Regions from separate parts of the Homo sapiens genome. Here region 2 is linked to region 1. A link is an interaction called in ENCODE POLR2A ChIA-PET data of the cell type or tissue named here. Cell type or tissue: A673. All regions are shown on one strand. Links, peaks and the distances in the headings refer to the core of each region. The heading gives the core; the rest is flanking DNA.

The links. Peaks named below come from ENCODE experiments on the same cell type or tissue, not always from the same donor. Only the 100,000 strongest peaks of a DNase experiment are listed, where the experiment ranks them.
Region 2: POLR2A ChIA-PET joins it to region 1 with 12 read pairs; 9 of 35 experiments call an interaction of 5 or more read pairs at or near these places.

What each region holds. Positions count from the first base shown.
Region 1 is chr22:42,272,961-42,287,400 of GRCh38, reverse strand. It overlaps a transcript of TCF20 not described here and the pseudogene OGFRP1. Among named protein-coding and RNA genes, the nearest start is that of TCF20, 9.5 kb to the right of the region's middle. RefSeq lists enhancers at 3,483-4,332, 4,333-5,183, 8,995-9,244, 10,942-11,738, 11,739-12,535. In A673, for the core only: no CTCF peak of the experiment used is centred there; no DNase peak of the experiment used is centred there.
Region 2 is chr22:42,357,472-42,371,911 of GRCh38, reverse strand. It overlaps LINC01315 (long intergenic non-protein coding RNA 1315), which reads left to right and starts at 2,704. Exons shown (of 2, transcript NR_120597.1): 1 at 2,704-2,854; 2 at 7,187-7,512. LOC124905126 (a long non-coding RNA gene) reads right to left here and starts at 2,420. Exons shown (of 2, transcript XR_007068114.1): 1 at 2,208-2,420; 2 at 86-450. RefSeq lists a silencer at 2,508-2,667 and enhancers at 2,375-2,669, 3,038-3,157, 3,450-4,384, 5,769-6,611, 8,122-8,775. In A673, for the core only: no CTCF peak of the experiment used is centred there; DNase peaks (open chromatin) are centred at 6,241, 6,581 and 7,201; H3K4me3 peaks cover 936 bases; H3K27ac peaks cover 2,260 bases.

The DNA.
Region 1 (14,440 bases), core at 4,913-7,412:
TGTGACTGGGTAACTCAGTTCCGTTCTCTGGGCCTCAGTTTGCTCATCTGTGAAATGGTTGAACTAGATGATTCCAGCATTCCTCCCAGCTCAGACGTTCTGGTTTCTTTGTTGGCCTTCATCCCCAACAATAATGTGTCCAGAACAAAGGCGTGGTGCTCCCTGAGCCCTCTAGCTCAGCCACCATGCTCCCAAAAACCTGTGCTCCCAAATAGAGGCAACATGTCCTCTCTACCCAAATGTGCCTGGGAGTTGTCGCCTTGGAAATGTGCTTTTTTGCTTCTGGGGTTGGGTGCCCATACCCTCCTATCCATGCATTTGCCCCCTCCTCCCTTCCCCCCAGCCATCCTGATCCAGCTTACATACCTCCTCCTCCAGGAAGCCTTTCCTGATGCCGACTCCCAGCTGTACTCCTTTCAAGGCCCTTCTCTGCATCTTTTGCTCCTGGCCTGGGATCCCACCTCACTCATGTTAGGGTGTTTGTGAGAAGTTATTGAATAATTGTGCACACGTCCTCCACGGTTCAAGGGACTGATGGGAACCCACATCTATTCCTTATCTACGAAGTGCCTGGCCTGGTACGAGGAGGCACATTTGTACTCCTTGTCTGAAATTACCCACGCAAAATCTCAGTGACATAAAGAGTGTTACCCTGCTTCAAAGGAGGAAACTGAGGCTTGGCAAGCTTATTTGGAGCCTAGTCTCTGATCCCCTGAAGCGCACTTTCTTCCCACTGCCACAGCACATCTCTCTCAGACTGTGTTCTGTCCTCTGGACACCTTGCTCTGATTACCCTGATCAGATAAAGTAATCTTGCTGGCCGCTAACTGGGATCGGCTCTTGCTTAGAAAGGCCATTGTAAGCATTTTGTATCTCTTATCTCATGTAATCTTATAGCAACCTTATAAGGTAGGTCCTATTCTTATCCCCATTTTACAGGTGGAGCATGTGTGGCTCTAAGAAGGAACTTACTCAAGGTCACACAGTCACACAGGAAGGAAGTGGTGGAGCCAGGATTTAAAACCAGACAGCCTGATGTAGGTGCCTGCCAAACTGAATTGCAGTTCTTCAATTCACTGTTCCAGTCAACCCTGCCTAGGTTCCTCAGGGCGTATTTCTTGAGTATGCACTGTGTGGATCAGAGGACAAGGGGCAGAGGATGACAGACCCATGTCCTTGGCCAATCTCAAAGCCCCACTGGGAGGGGACAGGTACAGTTCTCTGAGGTCTTTCGAGGGTCTGCACTGTGCTGAGACCCTCTGAAGGGACACTGCTGTTACGCTGTCAGCTTCACATAGGGTGAGGCAGGCTCAGAGGGGTCAGTGGCTTGTCTAAGGTCACCCAGTGAGTGAGTTGGGGAGCCAGGATTTGAACTTGAGCAGTCAGCCTCAGAGTCCCTACCCCTTTCCACCATTTCTTCCTGCCTTACAGGACACGGCATATGAGCTGCTATGGGGGAAAAGCATAGAAAGTGGCATTTGACTTGGACTTGGGGGTCAGGCTTCTCAGAGGAAGTGAGGTCTAAGTCGAGACCCTCATGTAACGCAGGAAGTGGTGGGAGTAGGGGGAGGAGAGAGAACAGCATGTGCAAAGGCCCAGAGGCAAGAGAGAGCATGGTTTGTTTAAAGAACTGGGTGCGGTGGCTCACACCTTTAATCCTAGCACTTTGGATGGCTGAGGTGGGAGGATCACTTGAGCCCATGAGTTCGAGACCAGCTTAGGCAACATAGTGAGACCCTATCCCTACAAAAAAAATAAAATAATAATAAAATAAAATAAAAATAAAAACCAAAGAGCACAGAATGAAGGCGTTTGTTCTAGGTTTCTTCACTGGCATTTCCAGTTGCAGTCTTTGAGTAGTAGTTTATCTAGAAGGGCTGCGGAATGCCTCCTGTGGATTCTGTACCATGTTAGGTCCTAAATGCAGACGCAGCCCTTGGTAGGGGCAGGGACTGGTGCGCTGCTCGGAGGGGGTCCCAAGGACCGAGGCGGGAATACTAGCTCCAGGATTAGGGAAGGGCCAGGAGGAATGGAAGTACTTTATAGTCGGTGGGAGCTGCCTTGTGTCCTTGCCTGTAACCCTGACATCCTAGATATGGGAAGGATGAAATGAGATAACCAGGACCTGGCGCTTAGTAGGCCCTCACCAGGTGCCAGGCACAGAAGCTCAGTGGCAGGCGTGTGCCAAGTTTGGGGCAGCCAGTGGTCAGCAGCCCAGCTGCCCCGTGGCACCAGGGAAGAGGGGAAGGGCCCTGCCGTGGAGTAGGCAGAGCAGGGCCTGGAGGGGCCCTGGGCCAGGGGCCTCAGGCTGAAGCGAGCATGGCCGAGTGAAGTGCATGGCCTCTCACTGGAGGGCAGAGGCTGGAACACTGGACAGGGAAGTCCCCACCAGGCCAAGGATGGCTTGAACAGCTACGGAGTAGGCGGCTCAGGTCAAGGATCTGGCCACGGCCCAGAGTCCAGGCACTGGACACTTGGGTCTCTGTTGTGTCCCAATGCTTCCTGGGCCTTGGTTTCCCCATCTTGACACGGGGCGTTGGTGCTTACCTCTCAGGCATTGCCATGGGGTAGGAAGGGGGTGTGAAGCGCCTGTGCTGGGCTTGCAGGTAGTAGGTGCTCAGCCCCTCGGAACGGACGCTGCTGTTGTACACAGAGAAACAGAGCCAGGACCCCAGGCCAGGCCTCCTCTTGCTGTGGCCTCCCTGAGATGGGACTTGGGACAAAAGGTGGTCGGGACTGCCATGCCCTGCCCTTTCCAAGCCCACCTTTGTAGGGGGCAGCCAGGGCTCACTCCAGTGGCCCATGAAGGCTTTAGCCCTGGAGCTGCCCAGCTAGCCCTTCAGGCTCTGGGCCACTTTGCTGGCCTCACATCCCAGCTCACCTTCCTGCTCTGCAGCCTCAGAGATGCCCTTCCCTTTCTGAGCCTTGCCAGGTAAAATGCAGCCCTCTCTGGTCCTCGTGACGACCACCTAAGGTGCTGGGTGCAAATCCCCAGCACACAGTAGGTGCTCTATGAACGGTCACACTTGCCTTTACCCCACAGTCTCCAAGCACAGCAGTGAGCTGCGATTCTCACCTGTGGTGGGCGTTGGCCCCTTTTAAGCCATTTACTCTGGGGCCAATTATAAATAGACACATAATCGCCCCTATCTATAGAGATAAGACATACTCTTCAGATGAGCCCGCCCCTCCCCTGCCCCCCTCCACGCTGGCACGCGCTCTCCGCAGTTGAAGGCGAGGGGGGATCGGGTGCTCCCCTCCCTCCTCCATCCATCCATCCCTCCTCCCCGCTGCTCCTCCATCTCCACCCTGCAGAGGTGAGATCGGCAGGGGCCGTGATGTCAGAGGCTCAGCTGATGTCACCGCCCCGGCCCTGTGACTTCACTTGCCGGCTTGGGCAGGAGGAGCCGCGAGGAGGCTGAGAGCCGAGAAACTGCCCCCCTTTCCTTTTCCTTCTCCTTTTTTCCCTTTCCCCTCCTCCCCCGCCTCGGCTCAGGAGTTGTTTTCCTCCCCCGTGGTCGCCGGGCTGGCAAGGGGTCTGGGGCAAGGGCCAGGGAAGGATGCGGCTGCAAAGGTAACGGTGTGCGCGGTGCCTCTCCCGCGGTCGTGAAAGTTTGCTCTGGCGTGCGAGGCGTGCCCGCCGGGTGCTCCGCCGCGCCGCGCTGCCCTGGCCCGAGGCTCCCCGGGGGCGGGCAGGGGCCGCGCCGGGCCAGGGCAGGGCTGGGCAGGGGCCTCCCGGGCGGCCTTTACTGCCTTGTCCCCATCAAAGGCCGCAGCTGCTCGAGTGGCGGCTGTAGCTTTGAAACTGCCATAAAGAGCGATGGAGGGCGGGGAGGCGGGGGATGTTCAGAGCAGTGCCCAGGAGGGTGGCCGGGAGAGGAGGGGCCCGAGGGGGCTGCTCGGGGAGCGCGGCAGCAGCAGGGGCGTGAAGGGCAGGGCCCCGGGTCACAGTCCCAGGGGCCGAGTGCCCGCCCCCGTCCCCTCCGGTCCAGATCCAGCCGCGCCCCCGTCCCCTCCGGTCCAGATCCAGCCGCCGTGCGCAGCCAGCCCGGGTGTGAGGGTGCAGAGCGGCGGGGGGTTGGGGCTGGCTGCTCCCTCTCCCCCCCTCCACTATTTCCAGGCATGTTCTTCCACCTCCAGCAGGCCATTTGTCAGTGGTGATGCGGGACAAAGGAGGGGCAGTGGGTGGTCTGCTGCGAGTTGGGCGATGGGCACGGAGCGAGGGCCGAGAGAAACGCCAACAATGAAGAGGCAGATCGAGGGCTTTGCTCATTCAGGCTGTCGAGGGAGCCGTCATTTTGTGTTAGCGTGTGTGTGTCTGAGGTGGGAGGAGGAAGAGAGCGGAGAATGACAGGAGAAGGATTATGACATTGTGTTGTCTCTGTTTGTGGTAAATGCAAATTTGGCACCAGTGGTTTCCCGGGAAAAGGAGCAGCAAGTAACCCAGGCCGAGGCCCTGGCCCAGACCCACGGAGGGAGCCCGTGCTGGGCGGCGTGGGGCTTTATTTGGCCCTCCCTTTTTTTCTATCTGGCGTGTGCTTCTTGCATTTATTTTACAGTGAAGAGCTGGAGACAGACAGGCCGGCGAGGCAGGAGGAGCCGGCCCCCTCCTCCCAGGCATGGCAGCCCCTCCTCAGCTCACCCCGGAGGAGGCCTGGGCAGCTCTCCCAACCCCCAGGCGCTGTCCCAGCTCTCCGGCCTCCCTCCCAGGTCTCTGCCCCCAGCCAGGGTCACCGTTCCATCATTCTCTTAGCCTGGGCAGCCTGAGGTCTCTGAAGGCTACTTCTGCCCGCAGCTGCTTCCCAAGCGTGACCAGAGACCGAGAACCTGGGACCGAGGCTGGGATGGGGCTTTGCAGAACGAAGGCCAGGGCTGGGCGCTCCCCCGGCTACAGTGCTGGCCTGGCTGGCCTGGAGGTTGGCAAACAGCTCTGCAGCCAGGGGCTGTTAGCACAGCCTCCTGGACCTTGACTCCTCTGACGGGCCCATGAGGGCAAGGGAGCTTGAGCCTGCCCTGGGCCAGGAAGCGGCCATGGTACAAGTCTCTGGGCTGCCACAGGGCTCAGGCAGGTGCAGTGACATGGGCGCAGGTGGTCAGTGTGTTTACAGCAGGCCTCCAGAGAGGGCATGGTGGAGTGAGTTTTACCAGGGCCAGGCCGTAGCTCAGGCCCTAGCAGAGACTGTGAGTTCTAAGCTGAGAAGCCAGGGCAGGAACCATCTACAGGCAGAAGGTCAGGGGAAGGCTGTGGCTCTCCTTCCAGTCTCCCTTCCCCTGGAGCTGGTCCCTAACCTGACGTCACCACCTCCTCTTTTCTGGTCAAGTCTTCTGGTCTCAATTCACTTCCTCCAGGAAGCCTTCCCTGTCCTTCTCTCAGGTGGACTTGGGTCCTGTGCCTGGCCCACCTTCTTTGCCCTCTCACAGTCCTGACCACACAGACGTGGGTCTGTCTCCCTGTTAGGCCTTTGGGTGCAGAGCCTGGGTGACCATCCTTGGTTACAGGGACACTTAAGGCCTCCCCTCTGCACTCCTGGCACCTGCCCAGAGCTGGGCATAGAGGAGCCCTGTTCCTAGAGCTCAGAGGAACACACCCAGACTCAGACCCCCCAGGAAGTGGGACCACCAGGATGGAACAGCTGCCCTCTCCCCATGTCCTAGACGGTGTGATGGGCTCACTTCCTTTGGGCAAACTCACCCCAAGGGGTTTTTTCCCCACAGAAATCTTTTCCCTGAGTACCCCTGTGAGGTCTGACAGGGAAATCAAGAGAGGCTTCACAGAGGAGGTGGCATTTGAAGGCCTTGAAGAGTGAGTAGGAGTTTGCCGTGCTAAGGCAGGAGAGGGTGTACCATCAGAGGGAAGTGCAAGAACAGCGCATCCAAGGTGTAAGAGGCGGGTTGCACTCTGTGGCTGAAGCCGTTGGAAGGGAAGAGTGGGGAGAGGCGGCGACAGTGGAAGTGGGGCCCTTGTTTCACTGGCTGGGGGAGCCACTTGTGGAGGAAGGGAGAACCTGACCTGATGACAGACTGGGCGGTGCCACATGGACACCGCAGTCATTGCAAACTCGCCTTCTTTGGACCCGTTTTCAGGATCTTGCAAAGCTGGCTTGTTCTAGCTGCTCCCAAGCCAGCCTCTCTCAGGCTGCCTTGTGCTGGGATTCCCAGATGGCCTCAGATTTGAATTTAAAGACCAGCTTGGGTCTTCTTTTAATTTGGAGTCTCAGGACCAGCCCAGGCCACATTCTGAGCTGGAACCAAATTGGCGGGAAGCAGTTTGGATGCCGATCAAGGGGTGAAGGGTTCAGGAGCAGCTCCTCCAGCCTGGGACCCCGAGATGACTGGAGGCTCCTGTGGGAGACTGGGGTGGCTAGTCCCCCAGACCTATCCCCAACGGAGATGGCAGCACAGAGGGGTGGCCAACGTCCTGAGGCCAGACTGCCTGGGTTCAATCCTGGCTCTCCCATTTCCTAGCTGTGTGGCTTCAAGGAAGTTACCTGCCCTCTGTGAGTCTTTGTGTTCTTGGGTAATAATAATACCTACATCACAGGGCTGAGGTGAGGATTACATGAGATCATTCTCACAAAGCAGTCAGCCAGAGCCTGGCTCCCAGGGGGCACTGAATAATTGTTAGCTTAAAAAAAGATAACTCCAGAGAGCAAAGGCTCTAGCACCTAGTGTCTGGGGTCTAATCACTCAATCCATCTGAGCCTCAGTTTCCCTAGTTGTAAAATGGAGATGGTCATCGTGTCTGGTAATAATAGCCAAGACTGAGGAGCACTGACTGCGAGATTTGCAGGCTGTGTTCTAGTTGCCTAACTATGTATTAGCTTAATAGTCTCTCCCCACCCTGAGCCACATGTAGGGGCAGAGCAGGGGCCAGGGCAGCCTAGAAACTAAAAGTGTGCAGGGAAAAGCCCCAGAGATTTGGTAGTTTCTGGGTGAAGCTAAACCAGTCCCCTTGCTTAGCAAAGGCAAGAACAGAGGGAAGTGGATGGCTGGAGTGTGAGGCATGGAGACCACAAAGGCCCACCCACCACTGTAAATGAGCTGCCTGGGGCTGGACGCCCCTCATACGTGGCGGAGTCACCTACACACCGTGGGGCCTTGAGCGAGTTGTGACCACCATCCTGGACTTCGATTTCCCTAGCTGTGTGAGGCGGACTTGGGTCTGTTCACCTCTCAGGCCCGCCACTGCTCTAAGGGGCTGTGATTCTCTTGTTGCTTTGGTTTTCTTGGAAGGTTTCCATGTAGGTAGTGACTTGGGCGGTATCATCTGCCCATTGATTTTTCCAGAAAGGATGCTTTCTTCCCTCCCATTCTGCACTCAGCCCACAGATGAGTGACCTCTTGCCTAGCTTTCCCATTTCTCCTCCTGTCCCTGCTAGTAACTCACCTGGTCTAGGCTCAGGGACCGAGAGGGCCCAGCCCAGTAGCAGCTCCCCAGAGGCCCCCAGAGGGCACAAGAGCCCCATAGACAACACACCCCATCACCTGTGAGGAGCACCTGGGGTGGTGTCTACGGGGCTGGGGAGCCACATCCAGCCCACACATGGCTTTGTGAGCCCGATTGCCACGGAGGCCCCCAGTGGCTCATTCACTCTCCCTCCTCCCCTCAGCAGAAGCTTTGGGATCCAACAGGTGTGGCTTCCTCCTTGCTCCGCTGTGTCTGCTGGGTGACTGTAGGCACCACACCTCCCTGAGCCTGTTTGCTCATGGGGTGAATCGTCCCACCTCACGGAGCACCTGAGGCTGGAATGATGGCAACAGCACTTGTGGCACTGAGAAGCGCAGTCACTGTGTGCCTGCAGCCCTCACTCGGGGGTGATGTTAATGTCCCTGTTCTACGGGTGAAAAGGCTGAGGCTTCAGGAGCTTAGGGAGCTTGCCGAAGGTCACATTGCCCTCTGTCCTTCCTTATTTTATTTTATTTATTGAGAGGGAGTCGCTCTGTTGCCCAGACTGGAGTGCAGTGGCGCAATCTCTGCTCACTGCAACCTCTGCCTCCCAGGTTCAAGTGATTCTCCAGCCTCAGCCTTCCAAGTAGCTGGGATTACAGGCACCTGCCACCAGAGATAGGGTTTCACCATGTTGGCCAGGCTGGTTTCGAACTCCTGACCTCAGGTGATCCGCCCGCCTCAGCCTCCCAAAGTGCTGGGACTACAGGTATGAGCCACTGCACCTGGCCCTTCCTTTCTTTTTCACACCCACCTACTACCAAGAAGGCACAGAGGCAGATGATGATGCTGGGAGTCCATCTGAGGCAGGACGGGTAAAGGAAGCCTAGAGAGCCCTAGGGGAGGAGGCTGGGGAGACACAAAACTTGTGAAGAAGTGGTTACCATGCATGTCTGTCATCATTTGCCCACAGAGGGATATACTGATAATGGGAATAATGGTCGTCAGGTGGGCAGGGGAAGGGGTACCCTGCACCATCATGTCTGCTGAGGAAGATACAGTCGTGGTTCCCTCTTCCCAAGATGTTTCTGCTCACCTTTGCTCAGGACATGGGGTTGCTTAAGGGCAATGTGTGGGTTCAGATCCGGCCTCTGCACTCACCTGCCGTGTGATCTCAGGCTAATTATTTATTGCTCTGAGCCTTAGCGTCCACGCCTGTACATGGGGATGGTCATCGTATTCACAGTGTTGTGAGGATGTTACGAGTGGACGCAGGTAATGCACTTAGCACCATGCCTAGCTGGCGGGAGAGCTCTAGGAATGTTCTCTGTTGTCGGCCTCTTGAATCAGCCTTGCCTCTCCTCAGCATTCCCTCAGCACCTGCTGTAAGTCAGCGCCAAACCCAGGCAGCCTCCTCCTGTGCCCTGGGCTAAGCCGCCAGCCTCCAGGCCTGGGAGCTGAGCGTCTGGATCTGCCGCGCAGGGGGAACAGCCTCTGAGAGTTGGTGTGTTGGCTCCCACTGCTGGCGTGACAGACATCCTGAGGAAATATGTCACTTTACAATAGTTTTCAAAGAAATTTCTAGAAAGCTCTTTTAACCCTACGGGGGCCATTCATAGCCTGGACTTCCGTTAGGTCCTAGTCTCAGTTTTTTCTTGATTTGCTGAGGTCCCGCCCTCTCCCGGGCCTCAGTTTCCTCATCTGTAAAGCAGTAACTACCCAGCTCAGAGGGCTGCCCGTGTGAGATGAAACTGCTCCTGTGAAACATGCTTTGTAACCTTGAGAGCACTTTACAGAGCTTTCGGTTCTGTTTCTGGTCATTCACCAGACGGCCGCAGGCAGATGCCTGGGCAGGGTCATACTGTGTGCCCAGGCTGGGTGTGCACAGCAGTGGGATGCCAGCTTGGCTCTCAAGGGCTCCCTGAGTCGTGGCCTCACTAAAACCCTTGAACTTTGTAATTTCTAGAGAATGTGGAAGGCTTTACAGGCAGCCCTGCTCCTTCGCAGGGAAATGCTGATAAGCGTCTTGTCCTGGTCACTGGTTCAACCCACGTATGTTTTTGGAGCAGCTCCTTGTGCTGGGCACTGGCCTGGCTGATGAGGATGAAGCTGAAGACCAGAGGTCAGCCTTGCCTTTGAGAGCTTGGCCTAGGAAGAGGGATATGGAAACTCACATCCAAAACCCTGATGACTGAGGTTCAGGGTGACGTGACACAGGGCCTGCACTTCTCAGAAGAGGCTCAGCCACAGGGCAGGATCGCGTCTAAATACATACTGGCTTGTGTCCTGTGCTCAGAATCCTTCATCATCTCCTCTTTTTGCCCAGGGATAAAGTCGCAAAGCCTCTGTGGCCTGTACTGTCCTGCTCCAGCTGCATCTCCAGCTTTCTCATTTCACTTACATTACCCTGCAGGCCCCTGTGCCCTTCCTGGAAATCTACTTGTTCCCTCCTACCGCAGGGCCTTTGCCCATGCCGTGCCCTCTGCCTGGAGCTCTCCTCCAACTTCACCATGTGGTTACTTCCTACTTGTCTTTCAGGCCTCAGCTCAAATGTCCTAGATCCCCAAGGCTCAGGGTCCCTATTGTACATCTGCTGTGCTCCTGCCACACTTTCTTACTAATTTGTATCATGGCTGTTATCAGATGATTATTTATGTGATGATTCTTTTTCTAACAGCTCCATGGCACCATAAACTTCATGACCACAGGGACCCTTGGGATCAATGCTTGTCATAAGGGCTCAGTCAATGTTTGTTGAATGAATGAATAAGTGTTAAGAGTTTGTGGAGGAGGTGGCATTTGAGTAAGACTTGAAAGAGGATATAATTTCAATCTGTAGGGAAGAGGGAACGGCATTCCTGCTGCAGGGAGCAGACAGGCACAGGACAGGAAGCCAACTTGTCTAGTTAGACAGAGAGGCAGAATGAGACCTGGGAGAGAAGGTTTGGAGAAGCAAGCGGAGCCAGATAGAGCATTGTATTCCAGGCTGATAGGAATAAACTTGAATGGTGAAGCCGCTCAGGACCCACTGACAGACTTCTGAGCCAGGGGGAGCAAAGTTAAAACCGGCTTTGGATAACTGTAATGAATCCGCCACAGGGATGGGTGGGCAGGGAAAAGTGGCTCCAGTCGAGGACCAGTTAAGAGTTGGAGAATTCACGGCTCCTGCTGCTTTCTGCTCCCCTGGAATCAAACGTGATTTTGCAATTATCCCCGAGAGCTCGCAGGGAGATGCAGGGCAGTGATGAGGAACCTCACACGGCGTGGCTGCTTCCAGAAGACAATCGCCTTGGCATCAGGGCAGCTATCCCCGAGTCACTAGAGGGAGAGACGGAGTTGATTAAGCATCGGCATCTGCGTTTCTTGGCTTCTCCTATTGAGAAGGCAGCATCCAGCTCTGCATCCCTGCACCTGTGTCCTGGTGCCTTCTATTAATAAGTGGCCCAGGAATCTTGACGCTGAAGGACCAACCTGTGGCAGAAGATGAGCAGAAACATTTCTGTCAAATGCCCAGCAAACAAGACTCCACGCCTCCGTGGGGAGCCAGCACATAAGAGTCAGGACTCTTGAGGACCTGAGGACAAATCCCAGCACCACCACTTAGCAGCTGTGCACCTTCGAGCATCTTCTAAGTGACTCTGGGCCTCCATTTCTTCACTTGTGAAAATGGAGGCTGCCCTGGTGTTGTGAAGGTTAAGGTTAAGTGACATATATGGATCCCCAAGCACAGGGAACACTGGAGGCTCAGGAAGTAGTGGCCGTTATCATGGCTGCGTTTTTCTCCATGGTTTGAATTCTTAGCAGGAAGCTTCGGTTTCAGGCTTAAAAATGAAGAGCATGTCAACAAAACAGGATGGAACAAAGTCTTTTCCCAGCATGCCTCAGCATGTGGCACTGCCTTCCCGTGGAGCCCAGACAATGATGTGGCTAAAAGTCTTGAGCTTTCAGGCAGAAATAATCCCAAAGGAAAGGAACTTCCTTATTGTCATCTTATAACAAAGCAACGCAGGGGCCCTGTAGCCTGTCAGATTCAGCTCTGCCCCCTCCGAGCTGCTCTGTGCCTCAGTTTCCTCATCTGCAAAATGAGGCGAGAACAGTACCCACTTTATAGGGTTGTTGTAAGGATTAAGCAAGTTACTGCAGGAAAAGCGCTTAGAGCATGCCTTTGTCACTGCGACTCTTAGATCATTTCATATTCAGGTTAACTCTTTGTAGTGCCCTGAGTGACTCTGTGGGGGCTTTGGAGCCAGAAGACTGAGTTCAAATCACAGCCTCTTCCTAGCTGTGTGACCTGGGCAAGTCTCTTAACCTCTGTGTGCACCCATTTCCTGCTCTGTACAATGAAGATGACAATCCCTGCCTCATGGGTTTGTTGTGAGGAGTGAATGGGATCACTCAGGTAAGGGCGCCGACTCCCCTGAGGCAGGCAGCTCACCTGGCCCCTCCCAGCCCAATTTACAGCTGAAGAAATTGGATGATTTAAAGACACACACTGGTGAGACCAGGCTGGCGCCAGCTCAGTGACTGGCCCGATGAGAGTCCAGCCACTGGGGACAGTGAGTGCCGGGCAGGTGGGGGTGATCTGTGCGCTCAGGTTGCACGGGCTTCCCGTTTCTTGGCCTATCCTCAGGTGTTAGCTCTCTGCTCACCTGTGGGGAAGATGTGTAAGTCGATTCACAGCAGCTGCTGCTTGTTGGGCAGACCGTGGTCTTCCAGGCATGGGGTCCGAGAGTCTGAGGCCCCCCGACCTGCCCGAGCTGCCCAGTGTCCAGGGCTTAATATATGACTGCTGGAGGGGCTGGCGCTGCCCATGCCGTCCTCTTACATTCTTTCCCTATCGGCCTGCAGACTTTTGGTCCTACTGACTGTCTAGGTCCATCTCTGTCTTTCCAGTGTTTGCTGAGTGCTGGGAAGCTTGGTGGTTAAGAGTGCAGCCTCTGAAAACCTGGGTTCAAATACCAGCTCAGCCTCTTCCAAACTGTGTGACTTGGGATAAGTTAAACTCTTTGCACCTCAGTGGCCCCATCTGTAAAATAGGGGTGATAACAGTACCAAACTCATTAGACTGCTGCAAATAAGAAGAACTGGGATGATAAAGGGAAATCTGCATAGTGCCTGGTTCATAGTAAGCCTGGATTCCTCTGGGCTGTATCATCCTCATTAACATCATTTTAATGGACATGGTGCCCTACCCTGCACAGGATGCCGGAGACCCAAGAGAAGCAGAGGTGTCTCTGCCCTGCATATGCTCACAGTCCAGGGGGAGAGATGGATGCATCCCAGATTAGGATGCCACACTTCTATCCTGGAGGGCAGAGTGGAGGGGCAAACCTGGAGAGCAGAAGTTTCTGTGGGACCCTGTGAAACAAATCCATGCCAAACATGTCAATGCTCTAAGGCCCTGCAGGATCCCACCCTTGCCCAACTCCGCAGCTTCATCTTTTTCCCCTGCACTGGGCACAGTCCTCCTGGGCACAGCAGGTGGCTCTCCCCCACACCCCTAAGTCTTGGTATTCTCTGGTCCTCTGTTTTAAGGCCCTCCCCACCACCATAACTTTAGAGCCTCCCCTGACCTTGCCCCAGAAAGAACTGTTCTGAGCCCCCATGCTCCCTCCATGCGGGCTCAGAGACTTGCACAAAGCAGGGGCTCCTGTGGAATGAGGGCACAGAATGAGGGCGTGCCCACAGAGGCTCTCCACCCCTGCTGTTTGTGCACTCTCAGTATCCTTGTGCTTTGCAAGGGGACAGTGCGTGGCTTGGGGACAGGCACAGCAGGAGGCTGTGGGGAGTTTCCCGCTCTGTTAGCCAGAGGCTTTTGTAAGTTGCCTCCTGGCAGACTGCAGATGAAGCCCCGAGCTTGTGAGCAGGAATTCCAGGCCTCCCTCTTGGTGTGACTGAGTTAGCAGGCGGCGCCTCCCAAGAGGAAGGAGAGCTGGAGCTTGGTGAAGGATAAAGGTGAGGGCTGTGTGTCTGCTCACGAGAGCTGGCAAGTGAGGAAGGACATCCGCCTGCTCTGAAGGCACCGACACCCTGGCTCACTTCGCACAAGTCACTGATCTGCCGAGCAGGGCCAGTCTCCTCAATCAATCCACGCTGACAGATGGTAGTAGAATCAGTGACCTAGAGGCAGAAGGCTCCATTTGTAATCCTGGAGTGGCCCAGGCGCCTGGAGGAGGGCAGAGGAGTTTGTAATAAAAGGAGTGATACAGTGTTTCCAAAAGCCGTCTTTGAGCCAGAGGAGGAGGGAAAGGATTAATTTTGTTTCTAGAATTGATACACTGATTCAGTTCAATAAGTAATTTTTGAGTGGACTGGGTTAGGAGGGAGGGGGAAAAAAACTAGTCTACTGTTTTTGTTTTTTTGTTTGTTTTTTTTTTTACTGTTCTTTCCTTAAAGAGCTCCGAGTGTGGTAGGAAAAACAGGATCCATGCATTTGAGACAGTGAGAGAACAACAGAAAACACTAATGTGATTTCAGAGGAAGGGGCGCTCAGTTATTGAGTGCCTGCCACTGTGCAATCTTGGGCAGCAACTTAACCTGTTTGAGCCTCAGTCTACTCATGTCCTTTTGTGTCCATGTCATAGAACATGCAGCTAGTGTTAACAGTGCCTGGTACTGCACTGAATTTTTTTTTTTTTTTTTTTTTTTTTTTTGAGACGGAGTTTTGCTCTTGTCGCCCAGGCTGGAGTGCAACAGCACAATCTCAGCTAACTGCAACCTTTGCCTCCAGGGTTCAGGCGATTCTCCTGCCTCAGCCTCCCAAGTAGCTGGGATTACAGGCGCCCGCCACCACGCCCAGCTAATTTTTGTATTTTTAGTAGAGACAGGGTTTCACCATGTTGGTCAGGGTGGTCTTGAACTCCTGACCTCAGGTGATACACCCCCCTTGGCCTCCCAAGTGCTGGGATTACAGGCGTAAGCCACTGTGCCTGGCCTATGCAGCTCTCTTGAGAGTCCCACAACACCTTATGAGTGAGGTAATTAAAAAAAAATTTTTTTCTTTTAAATAAATAGAGATGAGGGGGAGTCTCACTGTGTTGCGCAGGTTGGTCT
Region 2 (14,440 bases), core at 5,738-8,237, 84 kb before region 1:
CACCCCTGCCCAAGACATCACTCCTTCCTCTGAAATCAGAGTGCAATTACTGCCTCTTTAATTAGCTTGGCAATTAATCACCAGCTGCTTATGAAACAGCTTTTATTGTCCTTGTCCATCTTGGGATGTGGGTGGGAATGAGGACCAGGCAGGAAGAGGGAGGAGGGGCAGGCAGGCAGGGCCCTGCTCTGGCACCAGGCTGGGCAGGGTCAGCTGAAAAGGCCTGATGTCCAGAGGGTCGGCTGCCTCCCAACTCTGTTTCCACAGCTGCTAGGCACCAGGATCTGTGTAGTCCCAAGAGAACAGTGGGCAGCGACAGGGACATCCACCTTGTGCAGCCCTGGGGCCTCTGCTCTCGATGTTCCCTACTAATCAAAATGTTCTTTCCTCATTGAGCCTTGTTGAACTGTGTCCCCCAGAAAGATATATTGAAGTCCTGACCGCCGATACCTGTGAATGCAACCTGATTAGGAAATAGGGTCTTTGCAAATGTAATCTTCTTAAGATGAGGTCATACCGGATTAGGATGGGGCCTAAATCTAATGACTGATGTCCCTATAAGAAGGCCATGTGAAGACAGATGCAGGGAGCACTCATTCACCACACCACCAAGCCAGCTCCTCCTCTTCATGCCTCAATCTGGCTGCCTATGGGAGACAGGCTCTCAGCATTTTTCTAGTTGATTAACCCTTCTCTGCCCAACTCCGGGAGAAGCTTCTACACCTTCCTTTGTCAGAGGAAGCCCTCTCCCCCATCCCATCTCATACATCATCTCTCAATCAAAAGGACCTACTTGGGGGGGCATCCCAAGGACCCCCTCTCCATCAGAGAACAGCAGCCGGGAAGTCAGTCTGCTTCACGGTGCTCCCCATGACTTCCACAGGAAAATCCACCCCAAATGCCCCAAACTGTCAGAGTGGGCAATGCAGCATGGTTTGAGCAGAGTGCTTCCAACTTCCCCTGTGATGGGGGTGCAGAGGGGGGTTCAGGGGATGGATTCCCAGGAAGGGAAAGAGCCCAGCAGGTTACCAGGAATTTAACATGGAAGCAGAGGCTGTGTCATTCATACTGCCAAGCACAGTGCTGGGTATAGCATGTTCAAGCATGTTCATTTAAATGACACTTTTTTTTTTTGAGACAGAGTTTCGCTCTTATCACCCAGGCTGGAGTGCCAGTGGCATGACCTCAGCTCACTACAACCTCTGCCTCCTGGGTTCAAGTGATTCTCCTGCCCCAGCCTCCCGAGTAGCTGGGATTACAGGTGCCCACCAGCATGCTCAGCTAATTTTTGTATTTTTTAGTAGAGATGGGGTTTCATGATGTTGGCCAGGCTGGTCTCGAACTCCTGACCTCAGGTGATCCACCCACCTCGGCTTCCCAAAGTGCTGGGATTACAGGCGTGAGCCACTGTGCCCGGCCGAAGTAAGTTTTTTTGTTTTTGTTTTTGTTTTGTTTTGAGATGGAGTCTCACTCTGTCACCCAGGCTGGAATGCAGTGGTGCCATCTCGGCTTACTGCAAGCTCCGCCTCCCGGGTTCACGCCATTCTCTTGCCTCAGCTTCCCGAGTAGCTAGCTGGGACTACAGGTGCCCACCACCACGCCAGGCTAATTTTTTGTATTTTTAGTAGAGACGGGTTTTTTTTTTTTTCTGTCACCCAGGCTGGAGTGCAAGTGGTACAATCATAACACTGCAGCTTCCAACTCCTGGGCTCAAGTGATCCTCCCACCTCAGCCTCCCAAGTAGCTGGGAGTACAGGTGCACACCACCATGCCCAGAAAACTTCTTAATTTTTTTTTTGTAGAGACGGGGTTTCGCCATGTTGCCCAGGCTGGTTTCGAACTCCTGGGCGCAAGCGCTTCTCCCACCCTGGCCTCCCAAAGTGCTAGAATTATAGGCGTGAGCCACAGGACCTGGCAGTAATAACCCATCTTCTAACCTATCTTGTGCTCTAACACAACACTCTTGATAGACGGGAAACTGAGCTCTGACACTGCACAGGGCATCACTGTGTAGAGGATCCGAGATCCAGTAATGTAAGCATGTCCCAGCATCAGCTCAGCCATTCATCCCCACGTGACCGAATTTCGCTGCACCTCGGTTTCCTCATCCTCGGGAGAGAATAGTAATATCTCCTAGGGATGTTGCCAACATTAAAGATAGCTCTAAACACCTGTATGCATATTTTCCACGAATTCATTCAACTAACCGTTTTGAGCACGTACTGTGTGCTAGGCCCTGGGGAGACAGTGGTGAGCAGCACGAACCCCATGTCCCTATCTCCAGGTGCTGTTTGGTAGAGAAGGACAAGGAAATGCAGGTAGCGTTATGATAGGGACCACGGAAGCAGAGAGGAAAAGGCCGCAGAGTTCAGGAAGGTCCGAAAGAGCAGCGGCCACCGCCGGAGCGAAAAGGCAAAGAATGAAATCCACAAACCCCCACCCCTACGGCCTTAGTCCCTTCTTTGTCTCAGCCAATCAGACGTCAGCAGTGCTGGCCGACCGACCAATCAAGAGCTGGAACAGGAGCCCTAGTCTCAGGCCCGGTTTCCGCGGGGAGGGCGGCCGGAACCAGCGCGCCCCGCCCCTGCCCCGACCACGCCCCGCCCGCCCCGGTCCGGCCCCTCCCCAGACCACGCCCCGCTGCAGCCAGCTTCGCCCGCCCAGAGCCCCGTGGCCAGCGGCCGGCCGCGGGGCCTTTTTGTCCTGAGGGCCAGAGAAAGGGAGAAGGGGGTGGGGGGACAGCCACGTGGCCGCAGGAGGATTTACAACATTTTCTTTCGCCATCGATGTTATCGCAAAATGTGTGAGAGAAGCGGCTGCGCAGCCCGGACGGGAGCGTGAGGGTGCGGGCCAGGTAAGCAGCCCCGGCGGTTTCGCCGCATACGGGACTGCGGGGCGACCGCGGGCACCAGCCACGCGCAGCGGCTCCGCGGGGTCTCGGCCGGGTCCGCGCTCTGAAGGATCTCGAGAGCCATGGATGGTGCAGGCGGGACCCTCGAGCTGCAGCATCTCCGGTGACCCGGGGTTGCCGAGGAGGTGGAGACCAGCACAGGTGGTCCGGCCCGGGCGCCTCCGAATCCGGGGGTGGTCAAGACGGATCCCCAAGGCTGAGGTCGGCAGTCCCGGGGACTCGCAGCTGTTGAGCCTGTGGAGACGCGGCCCCGTGACCGAGGCACCCTTCAGCAACCCGGGGGCAGGTGAGACCGTGTAGACTTGCGCTTGCGGTTGAACCGCGAGCAGGTGTAGACGCGGGCGGGTTCTGGACGCGGAAAGTTTGCCAGAGCGCGCTGAGCGGGCTGGCGGGGAGGAAGGGTCTGGGCGTAGGCGGAGCCGCGCCTCCGAGGGGCCAGGCGCACATCTGGGGCGGGGACGGGACCCACCTGTCGGGTCTCAGCCGCATCCCAGGGCGGAAGCTCCTTGGGCGAACTCCAAACTCCAGCCTCAGCGGCTGGAATTCGGGTGCCCCCCTTCCTCGGGAGCTGGAGAAACTGCAGCTGAGGCGGGAGAGGGATTTGGGGCGACAGAGCGAGACCAAAGGGGGCTCATTTTGAGACTTTTAGACGGGATCATCAAGCGCTCACTCTGTCCCTGGCTCCGGGGAAGCCTGGGGAGTCTCCACCTCACTTGTGAGGAAGCTGAGGGACGAAGAGGCCAATTTGGCACCCGTCCCACGCTCGTAATCAGACCCAGGGACTCAAACCCCATTTGTCCTGGCTCCTCTTCTTCCACCTCCGCCTCAGTGAGGAGAAAGGGTGCTAGCCATGGGGGTAGTGCAGGTGAGACCTGGGGCTGGGATGCAGGGAAGCCCTGGATTGAGACCTTCGGATCTGCTGGGGGTGGATCCCACTCCCTCTCTGTAGCTCCAGGTGGCCCCGCAGCACTGGGTGAGAGAATGAACGCAGGAGGGAAGCTGGTGGCAGAGTACTGGGCAGGGGGTGCTAGTGCCCACCTGCTTTGTGTCCGGGGTGCTGTGCCTGGAGCGCTTCGGGTGGGGCAGCGTATTTATGCGACACTCTCTCCTCTAGGGTAAGAAAGACACCCTACCACAGTCTCTGCCACAGGGGAAGGGCAGAAGGGTTTCCCTTGGCTGGAGGAGATACCCGCATTTCTAGGGAGGTTCTTAGGGAGGCACAGCCTCATCTCCCATCACCTTCTGTCCCTTTGCCCCCGTTCCTACTCCCACATCCTCCTGTCCTGGGATTTCCCCTACTACAAAGCCTTTTGCACATGTTGTTTATTCTTTTGATCAGCAAATAGTTACAAATAGGCAGTGTAGACCACCACAGGTGGTCCGGCACACCTACTAAGTGCCGGGCATGCGCAATTCAGCAGTGACTAAGACAGGCCCGGCCTCTGCCCTCATAGGGCTTCCAGACCAGGGCAGGGATATAGATGAACAACAGACAGTCAAGAAGGGGACCAGGGTATGGGGAGGGGAGGCGACCTTAGGAGGATATCAGAGAGGGACTCTGCAAGGATGACAGTGAGTCAGAGCAATTAACACTCCTCATCCTTTGGGCCCCAGCACAAATGTCACCTCCTCCAGGAAGCCTGCCCTGACCTCCCTGACTTGATGATTCCACTATGATGGACTCTCATAGCATGGGACCACCCCCTCCATGGACACTTTTATGCCATTAATTGGTCAATGTTTAGCTCCCCCTGTCGATTGTAAGTGCCATGAGGGCAGGACCCAAATCTTTTCTGGGTGGATGGTAGGCAAAGCAAATAAAAGATGGGTAGGATTTCCCCAGAAAAACAGGAGTGGCTCAGCAAGGTCAGGCATCCAGATGGCAGAAACTTTTCTTTCCCCTTCCCTGGCCCGAGTCCTGGGCTCCACACCCCATTTGCCGTTCACAGAAACAAAGTAAAAGAAACCAGCAGGCCTTGTGAAGGGAGAGGCCTGGCACAGCCTGACCACTGCAGTGCCAAGGCTGGCTGGCTGCAGGGAGAGTGGACCTGCCAGGGGAGGCCCAGGGCAGGCGCTAGTCCTGTTCCCTGAGCTCAGACCGACCTGTCTCCTCTTTCTTCTGTCCCATCTCTTGGAGACTTGTCTTCTTCAAGTGCTGCTCTGGGAGAAGGTGGTGGCCGACAGGGCCCCCAGAGTAGCTGGGATATAGGACCACAGTGACTGCCTGGCCTCCCCCATCCTGGTGGGCAGGGCCCTGGGCAGCACAGCTCTGACCCAGAGTCAGGTCTCTGGGCCAGCAATTGCTGCTCAGTTGACCCACGGCACATTGAAACTCTCACTTGGAAATTAGGAACCCGGCTCAGGGGGACTGATTTTTTTTTTTTTTTTTTTTTTTTTGCATGGTTTCTATACACAGTGAATCCTCCCTCCCCTGGCTCCATTGGACCCGTGTGCCTGGCACTTTTCCTGGGGCAGATGAAGCCCTCGCAGATGCCTAACAAAGCTTTTCTCCAGTCTCCCACACCCCCCACTGCCCCACTTCAGGAGCTCTGAGTGGCCGCCACGCACAGCTAGAGAGACAGTCAACTTGCTTTATTCAGGCTCTGGCGGGGACAGAATAAAAGCAGCCTCCCCACCCACCCACCTGGCCAGCAAGCCTCCTGCCTGGAATGGCTTTAAAAAAATTAATTTGCAATGATTTGCTCCCTTCTGTTCTGTGGGGATCACCAGCATTTTAAATATGTATTTAGATCAGATTCACAACTCCCAGTTAAACCTCAACTGCCTGCCCCCACCCGGCAGAAAGAACACAGGATTCAGAATCAGGTGACTAGAAGTTCAGGCCAAGTTCTGCTAATGATGCGCTGTGTGGCCTTGGGCAAATTACTTAAGCTCTCTGTGCCTCCACTGGCTCCTCTGGAAACTGAGGTTAAGGATAACCCCTCCCTCACAGAGTGCTGCGAGGATTAAATTAGGTAAGTTTAGGGAAGACCTGGGCAGTGCCAGACCTATGTTTTCTTTTCCCTTGTACTGACTGTCCTGCTAATTAGCCTGGTGACCCTGGGCAGGCCACTCAGCCACCCCTGGCCTCAATGTCCTCATCTGTAAAGGCTGGGGGTGGGGATTGTGGTAGGAGATGAGGGCACAAATACCCCACCCTCAGCCCCTTCCGCACACCCACTTCCTCCTGCCCTCTCCCCACCAGAGACGATACTGTCCCCCTCAACCACTTCTTTCTTGTTATCTGAGCACTGGGTTTTAATTGGCGATGGCCCCTCCCCAGCTGCCTCTCCTCCCGGCTCCCTGTGAAGTCTCAGGCTTGCAGCCCTGAGGGGCCTGCAGTTCCTGGCTCATTGTCAGGGGCAATTAGCTGTGATGTCACAAGCCTAGGTGGTGACTTCCGTGGGGCAGATGCTTAGCCAGGCACCAGGAGGCCAGGACCCTGCTCCATCTGTGACCTGCGGGGCTCCCCCAGGCTCCAGGGGTCCCCATTACCAGTCGCAGGGAGGCAGGGCTCCTAGGCAAAGCCATTTCCATTTCTGCACTTGATGGCTCCTTGAAGCCCAGCCTGCGTGTAAATGAGTTCCACCCTGTGCTTTTGTTGGCAACTGTCGGCTCCCTGGAAGCAAGGGGCTTTGTCAGGAAGAACAAAGCTGTGCGGTGTTTTTCTGATTTGGGGGAAAGCGTGCTCCTGGGGGAGGGCTCAGCGCTTCTCAGTGTCGGTCTCCAGCCCTGGTTCTCAGACTTGCTGGTTTTGTTTTGGGTTCTTAAGTCCTATGGCTTAAGAGTCACATATGTTTGTGTGTGTGTTGGCTGAGGGTTTTTTTTTTTTTTTCCTCCTTTTTGGCTTACATAGCGTTCCAGAGACTGAACTTCTCAAATCACTGCTTCAACAGCTTTTAAAAATCTGGACCTAGTTACTCCTGTCATCTATGTGTAAAGATTTAGAAAAAAAATCCCAAACCCAAGGGTGGGCAGCCGCGAGGATGTACAGCTCCTGGCAGTGTGCGCTCACCCGGAGACCTGAGGTCAAAGCCCAAATGCTGAGCACCTCCTGGGAGGCGGGAGCATGGTCTGCTCAGTGCCAGACATCTGGATATTGAGAAAACATCTGGGTAGCTGGGGTTTTCAGGTTTCTGCCTGACATTTAATATCACAAACATTGAGCCTGCTCCTGTCCCCCACCAGCCACGCGGCTTCTCCTCCCAAACATACCCAGCTCCTTCCCCTGCCTTCCTGACGGGTAAGAAACATCCATTCTTTCCAATTCCCCAGCGTTTTCCCCCTACCGGAAATCTGATGGGCTTATGACATCATGGCTGGCTGCTGAGCGATGAAGTGGATGCCACAAAGAAATCCGACATATCAGATAGATTCTGAAATCGGTTTCCCTCCAGCTGTAGTAACAGGCGTGAAGTCAGGAGAATTTGAGCTTTGTTTAAAAAATAAATAAATAAATAAATAAACCATAACAAAGTCTTGCCCTGTATTAAATGCAATTTTCTTAAAAACAAGCAAACCTTTTGGACATCATTTTATTTTAATAGAAATGCTGAGTTTTATGAAACTAAAGTGGCTAATAAATCAGACCTGAAGCTTTGTGTGAGTGTTCCATTTCTGTTGAGTGTTTGTGTCCTTATTCACTAATAAAAGAGGAGCTAGGAATGGTTTATCTCTCTTCATTATTCAAATGAGATAGCCTTTTTTTTTTTTTTAGGCCAATAAAATTCACAGGGTAAATTGCTGGTTTATGTTTTTCCAGGAATCCATTTTTATGGAGCGACCCTGGACCTCACCGGTCTGCAGACACTATATTCCCCTTTGCTGGTTTTCCTGGCTGTGAAGCCCTTAAGAGAATGCAGTAAAGCTTTTCAGTCTCCTGGCTGGGCTCAGGGGATAACTGGCTGTCAGCAGGGCGGGACCAAGACCAGTGGGCCAGGCGCTTCTTGGAATGAGAAGCCTCTTTGAAAGGAGAGAGTCAAGAGAGGAACAGAAGTAAAGGGACCTGGGGCTGGGCGCGGTGGCTCATGCCTATAGTCCCAGCAATTTGGGAGGCCAAGAGGGCAGATCACCTGAGGTCAGGAGTTCAAGACCAGCCTGGCCAACATGGCGAAACCCCATCTCTACTAAAAATACAAAAAATTAGCCAGGAGTGGTGGTGCACGCCTGTAACCCCAGCTACTTGGGAGGCTGAGATAGGAGAACTGCTTGAACACGGGAGGCAGAGGTTCCAGTGAGCCGAGATCGCGCCACTGCACTCCAGCCTGGGTGACAGAGCAAGACTCCATCTCAAAAAAAAAAAAAAAAAGAAGAAGAAGAAGAAGAAAAAGTAAAGGGACCTGGGACATGAAGCCTAGGGGCCTGGGAGGGGGAATCCATTTTCTTCCTCCTCAAAAGACAGCAAGGACCTCAGAAATAACTCCAGGCTGAGGGGGCCTCAGTATTCACCTCGGAAATAGGCTTGGGTGCAAGATTGCATGTGTCGTGCCTGCCAAGCACCCAGCACAGGGACGTCCCAGACCTGGGCTGAGGTCCCAGCTGCTCCAGAAGCAAACTTCGGGGCCCTGAGCAAGTCACACCACCTTTCAGCTTCTTTCCCTGAAAGTGGACACAATGGCCCCCACCCTGCCTGTTGGGAGAACAGTAGTGCTGGATGTGTCACACAATGCCCAGCTCTGAGGGCATCCGAGGCTCTGAGGGCACCTCAAAGGGCTCCGAGGCCATTCTCATAGCTGGGAGAGGCCAGTGTGGATTCTGGAGTTGAATCCCCAGCCTGGGCTTGACTCCTGGCTCTGTCCCCTGCTATCTGCAAGACGACATTGATCTGTGTGACATTCGCTGTGCCTTGGTGTCCTCACTTGTCAAACAATAATAATAATAGGACCGGCCTCACACATGAGGCTGCTGTGAGGATGAACGGCCTCAGAAGGCCTGGACTGACCAAGCATTAGCCGCATGAGTGTGTCCTGGGCCCAGGAGGCAGGTTGCTGGCTAGGACCCTCCGGCCTAGGATGGGAGGGAGTGTACCAAGTCGAGCACAGGCGGAGGCTAATCAAGGACTGACAGGAACATCTACTCCTTTCTCTGCAGAACTTCCCATGACTCCAATCGCCCAAAGGGAATAAAATCCCCTCGTTTTCTGGGCCCCAGGCTCCTGTCCCCCAGGCCTCCTGTGCTGTTCCCCTCTCCCTCCCTGTGCTCTGTCCCTCCTCCCAGGCAGCTTTGGATGCAATGCTAACAGGCAGGTGATGTTTACTGAGCACCTGCCATCATGTTGTTCGCCACAGTTTCCATGGATTAATTCATTTGATCCCCACACAAACCCATGAAAGGGGACAGTTAGCATTCCTGTCAGCAATGGAGACCTCAGAGGTTAAGTGTCTTGCTCACAGTCCCAGAGCCCAAATTGAAACCAGGGTTCGGCTCCTGCACCGTCCACTTCACCTCGGCTCCACTGGGCCTTCCTCCTCCACTTTCTCGCCTTCCCACAACACCCATCTCCACCTGCCAAGATTTCCACCACCTCGCCCAAGAGGTCTTCCCAGCTTCCCCTCCACAGTGCCACCCAAGAAATGCTGGTGGTGCCCCACGTGCCCCTCAGGGTGTGGCTCTCTATGATTGGCCCTGGGCCCCTTGTCTGCCTCTCCTGGAGGCTGGGAGCTGGGCTGTGGCCAGTAATGTGTCCCCTGCAGGCCCAATAAGCAGGCATTTACTGAGGACCTACTATGTGCAGGACATGGGGAGTCATACAGCAGGTGCCCACACCGCCTGGACTTCTCTCCCAAAACCTAGACCTATCCAGCCAACAGCTTGTGCCACCTCTCCACGTGGATGGCCAGTGGGCAGCTCTGCCTCAACTAGTCACAAACCTCTCACCTCCACTTTCCCTTCACTTGCTCAGGCCAAAAGCCTTGGGATTATTCCTGACCCTTAACTTCTCCTCTGTCTCTATCTCAGCACTCCACCCTTCCTTCCACCTCCACCGCACCACCGGCATTGCCTGCCTGGATGGCACAGCAGCCTCCTCGTGGGTCTCCCTGCCTCCTCTGCCCTCTGGAATTCATTCTTCACATAGTAGCAGAGTGGTCCTGTTAGAACTTCAGTCAGCTCCTGCATGCCTCTGCCCAGAGCTCTGCAATGACTCCCATGCATTCAGGGTCAGGGAGGGCCCTGTCAGTGGCCCCAGCTTGTTCCCTCTCAGACCTCAGCTCCTGCCCCCCAACTCGCTCCCAGATCTTGTTATTCCTCCAACGTGCTGTGTGTGGTCCTGCCCCAGGGCCTTTGCACGTGCTGCTCCCGCTCCCCAGTATACTCTTTCCTCTGATATTTCCATCACTCCCGCATTCACTTCCTCCAGTGCTCCGATCAGATGTTACCTGTGGCCGGGCACCGTGGCTCATGCCTGTAATCCCAGCATTTTGGGAGACGTGGGCAGGAGTATCGCTTGAGCCCAGAAGTTTCAGACCAGCCTGAGCAACATGGCGAGACCCCTTCTCTACAAAAAATAAAAATCAGCTGGGCGTGGTGGTGTGCGCTTATAGACCCAGCTACTCTGGAGGCTGAGGTAGCTGAGGTAGGAGGATCACTGGAGCCCCAGCCTAGGTGACAGAGCAAATACCCTGTCTCTAAAAAAAAAAAGACCAGGCACAGTGGCTCACACCTGTAATCCCAGCACTTTGAGAGGCTGAGGCGGGCAGATCACCTGAGGTCAGGAGGTCAGGAGTTCGAGACCAGCCTGGCCAATATTGTGAAACCCCATCTCTACTAAAAAAAGACAAATACAGAAATTGGCCGGGCAGAGTGGCACATGCCTGTAGTCCCAGCTACTCAGGAGGCTGAGGCAGAAGAATTGCTTGAACCTGGGAGGCGAAGGTTGCAGTGAGCCAAGATTGTGCCACTGCACTCCAGCCTGCCAACAGAGAGAGACTCCATCTCAAAAAAAAAAAAAAAAAAAATGACCTGCTCAGACAGACCTTCCCTTATGACCCTCCCCATCCTTTCCCCATGTTTTTTTTTTTTTTTTGAGACAGAGTCTCACTCTGTCGCCCAGGCTGGAGTGCAGTGGTGAGATCTCAGCTCACTGCAGCCTCCGCCTCCCGGATTCAAGTAATTCTCACGCCTCAGCCTCCTGAGTAGCTGGGATTACAGGCACCTGCCACCATGCCCAGCTAAGTTTTGTATTTTTTAGTAGAAACAGGGGATCACCTGAGGTCATGGTGAAACCATGTTTCACCGTGACTCCTGACCTCAGGTGATCTGCCTGCCTCAGCCAAAGTGCTGGGATTACAGGTGTGAGCCACCATGCCTGGCCCTTCCCCCAGTCTTTGCCCTCTAGCATCTATGCCACTGGCCCTTGGCTTGGACATGTGCATACGTGTCACTAGAATGTCACCTGAGTCAGAGCGGGCCCTGCCTGTTTTCCCACTGCTGTATCTCAGGTCTCCAACACAGGGCAGGTGCTCAATAAACATTTGCTGAATGAAACGATAGCTGGATGGGTGCCGTGCAGAGACGGCCAGTATCGAACACCTGGTCTGCGCCAGGATCTGTGTTGGGTGCTGAGGCAACATGTGTAAACAAGTGCCCTGAGAGCCCTCATCTGGGGAAGGAGAGAGACTCTGAGCTAGAAATCACAAAGTGGGTGGAGTGGGGGTGGCCTCCGGGAATGGGCTCAGAAGAGGAGGTGGTCTAGCCGATCAGAGGGAGCTCCCCCAAGGAGGGGCATCCCCAGGTGAGCTGAAGGGTGAAGAGGAATTGGATGGGGAGGCGGGTCGGGTGGACAGTGTGCTCTAGGGGCTAAGGACAGGGCTGGGAGGACAGCAAGAGTAGGGGCCTTAAAGGTCAGTAAGATCCAGCTGGGCAGAGAGAGGGCACCGTAACCCCAGATCGGGATTATGGAGTGGGCAAAGGCCCCGAGGTGGGGATGTGCTGGGCATGTGTGTGGGGATGGATTGGGGAAGGCTTAAGTGCCAGGAGGAGCAGCAGAGGCCTGGGGTGGAATCTTAGCTCTCATCCTCCAGCTGCGTGATCCTGCACACATCGCTCCCTCTCTCTGGGCCTCAGTTGCCCCATCAGTGTACTCCTGATCACGTACATGCTTCCCCGCTGCAGTGTCCTGCCTCACAAAGAGGGAGAGACTTAAGCCTGGAAGGCCCCAGGGGAAGAGAAGTCTGCCAGGAACAGCATGGTGAGCAGGGGAAACAGAATGTGCCAAGACGTGGGGTCCTTCTCCTGAGCTGCACTTCTCCAGTCCCTCCCTCAGTGCAGGGAGGACCATGATGGGGTGGCCTGGCTGTCCCCAGCGGGGCCCAGGCCTGGGGTGTGCTTGGCTCTGCACTTGAGGGGCCACTCTGCTTTGGGCCTCACATACTGTTGGACACCACAGCCCCGGGAGACAGGGCCTTCCTCCAAGCTGCAGACGCCAGGCTGAGAGCAGCGAGGTAACCAACAGCTACACCAAACACGTGGCTGGTAAATGGCAGACAAAGGACTTGAACCCAGCCCTGCCTGGCCCTGATTCCTGCTGTCCTTTAGCAAGACTGAGCCACATCCTCTGGGAGGGCCAGGTCTGGGAAGAGGCAGTAGAGTGCAGGTGAAATGCCTGCTCGCCACGGGCTCCCGAGCCGTGGTCCCCACTCCATCCCTCCCCTGGGCTGCCCTGATCACGGCCAATTCCTCCTTTGGGGAAGGTGAGTTGGGTCCCTGGAAGGCCCTCTGAGCCTCTCCTCTTGGCCGCAGCTTCTCTGAGGACTCGGGATGCTCCTGGAATATTCTAGGTTTATTAACACCCTAAAGCCTCACAACCATCCCTTGAGTAAGGGACCGTTGTAACCCTGTTTTACAGCTGGAGGAACTAAGGCTCAGAAAGGAGCTACCCAGGGGAGGCATACTGGCTTACTGGGGTGTCCTGCTGTGCTCAAGCTCTGAAGACTGTTTTGGGGACAGAGTGCTCAGCCCTAGGGTGGGAGTTTCAGGAGGCCAATTCAGTCTCCACTGAGAAGAGTTTTCTTTCACGCATGCCCAAAGGTGGGGTCTTGGCAGGAGTGATCTTCCCATCACTAGAATTCAAACAACCTCTGCGTGTGGGATGAGGGGAGATTAAGGTCAGAGGTGCTGTTGGACTAAGGAGTCCGGGTATCTTTGACCTATCCAAGCCTCAGTTTCCTTATCTGTGAAATGGGGATTTTTTTTTTCTTATTTTTTTTTAATTCTAATTTTTTTTTTTGAAACGGAGTCTCACTGTGTTCCCCAGGCTGGGGTGCAGTGGTGTGATCTCGGCTCACTGCAAACTCCACCTCCGGGGATCAAGTGATTCTCCTGCCTCAGTCTCCTGAGTAGCTGGGATTACAGGCGCCCACCACCATACCCACCTAATTTTTTTTGTTTTGTTTTGTTTGTTTGTTTTTTGAGACAAACTCTCACTCTGTCGCCCAGGCTGGAGGGCAGTGGCGCAATCTCAGCTCACTGCAACCTCTGCCTCACAGTTTCAAGCGACTCTCCTGCCTCAGCCTCCCAAGTAGCTAGGATTACAGGCACCCGCCACTGCACCCAGCTAATTTTTGTATTTTTAGTAGAGACGGGGTTTCACCATGTTCGCCAGGCTGGTCTCAAACTCCTGACCTCAATTGATCTGCCCACCTCGGCCTCCCAAAGTGCTGAGATTACAGGCGTGAGCCACCACGCCAGGCCAAAATGCGGATATTAATACCCATCTGTCAGAGGCTCTGTAAAGCACCCAGCCTCTTTCTGGCCCAAAGAGTGCCCAGTAAGTGCCATTGTCACCTCCTGGGCCTCTGAGTGTCCCCTCTAATAGTCAGGCTCTCAGAGCAGAGTGGGAAGGGGCCACCTCCAACAGCCCTGCCTAGGAAGAGCAGCCCCATGGACCACCACTGCCTCCTTGTGTGTGGAGGGTGGTGTCCAGGCTGAGGGTCAACCAGCCCCAGACACCTGCCTCCTCTGTCCGCTGGGCTGGGCCGTGGCCAGCTCCTTGAGTAACTGGGAGGGCTACAGTGAGTTACTGGAGAGCAGGGCTCTAGCCCCCACCGATACTGGCCCCAGGAGGGGCAGGGCTCACTCAGAAACCTTGCTGCTCTCATTGCAACACCACCTAGCTAAGCGCAGAGCCTCCCTGCCCTGCAGAGCCTGCTGGCTCCCTAGCTAGGAAACGGCACCATGCCAGGACAGAACGGGATCTGTCCCGAGGCTCCTGTCCGTTGGTATTTGCCAGGCACCTACTCTGTGCCAGGGACTTTCCTTAATCATTCTTCAGGTACAGTCTCATTCACAGGAGAGAAAGCCAAGGTTCAGGGAGTGGAAGCAACTTGGCCAGAGTGATATGAGGGCCAGGGGCTCTAACCCAGGGCTGTGGGACTCTGAAGTCAGTAAGTCATTCTCTATCTAAATCTTGCCATCCCCCAGGCAGGCCAGGGGAAGGAGCACTGGCTTTGGAGCCCTGGAGTGTGAGAGGTGGACCCCAGGCTGGGCAGGAAGACAGACCCAGGCACAGTCCTGAGTCTGCCCTCACATGTT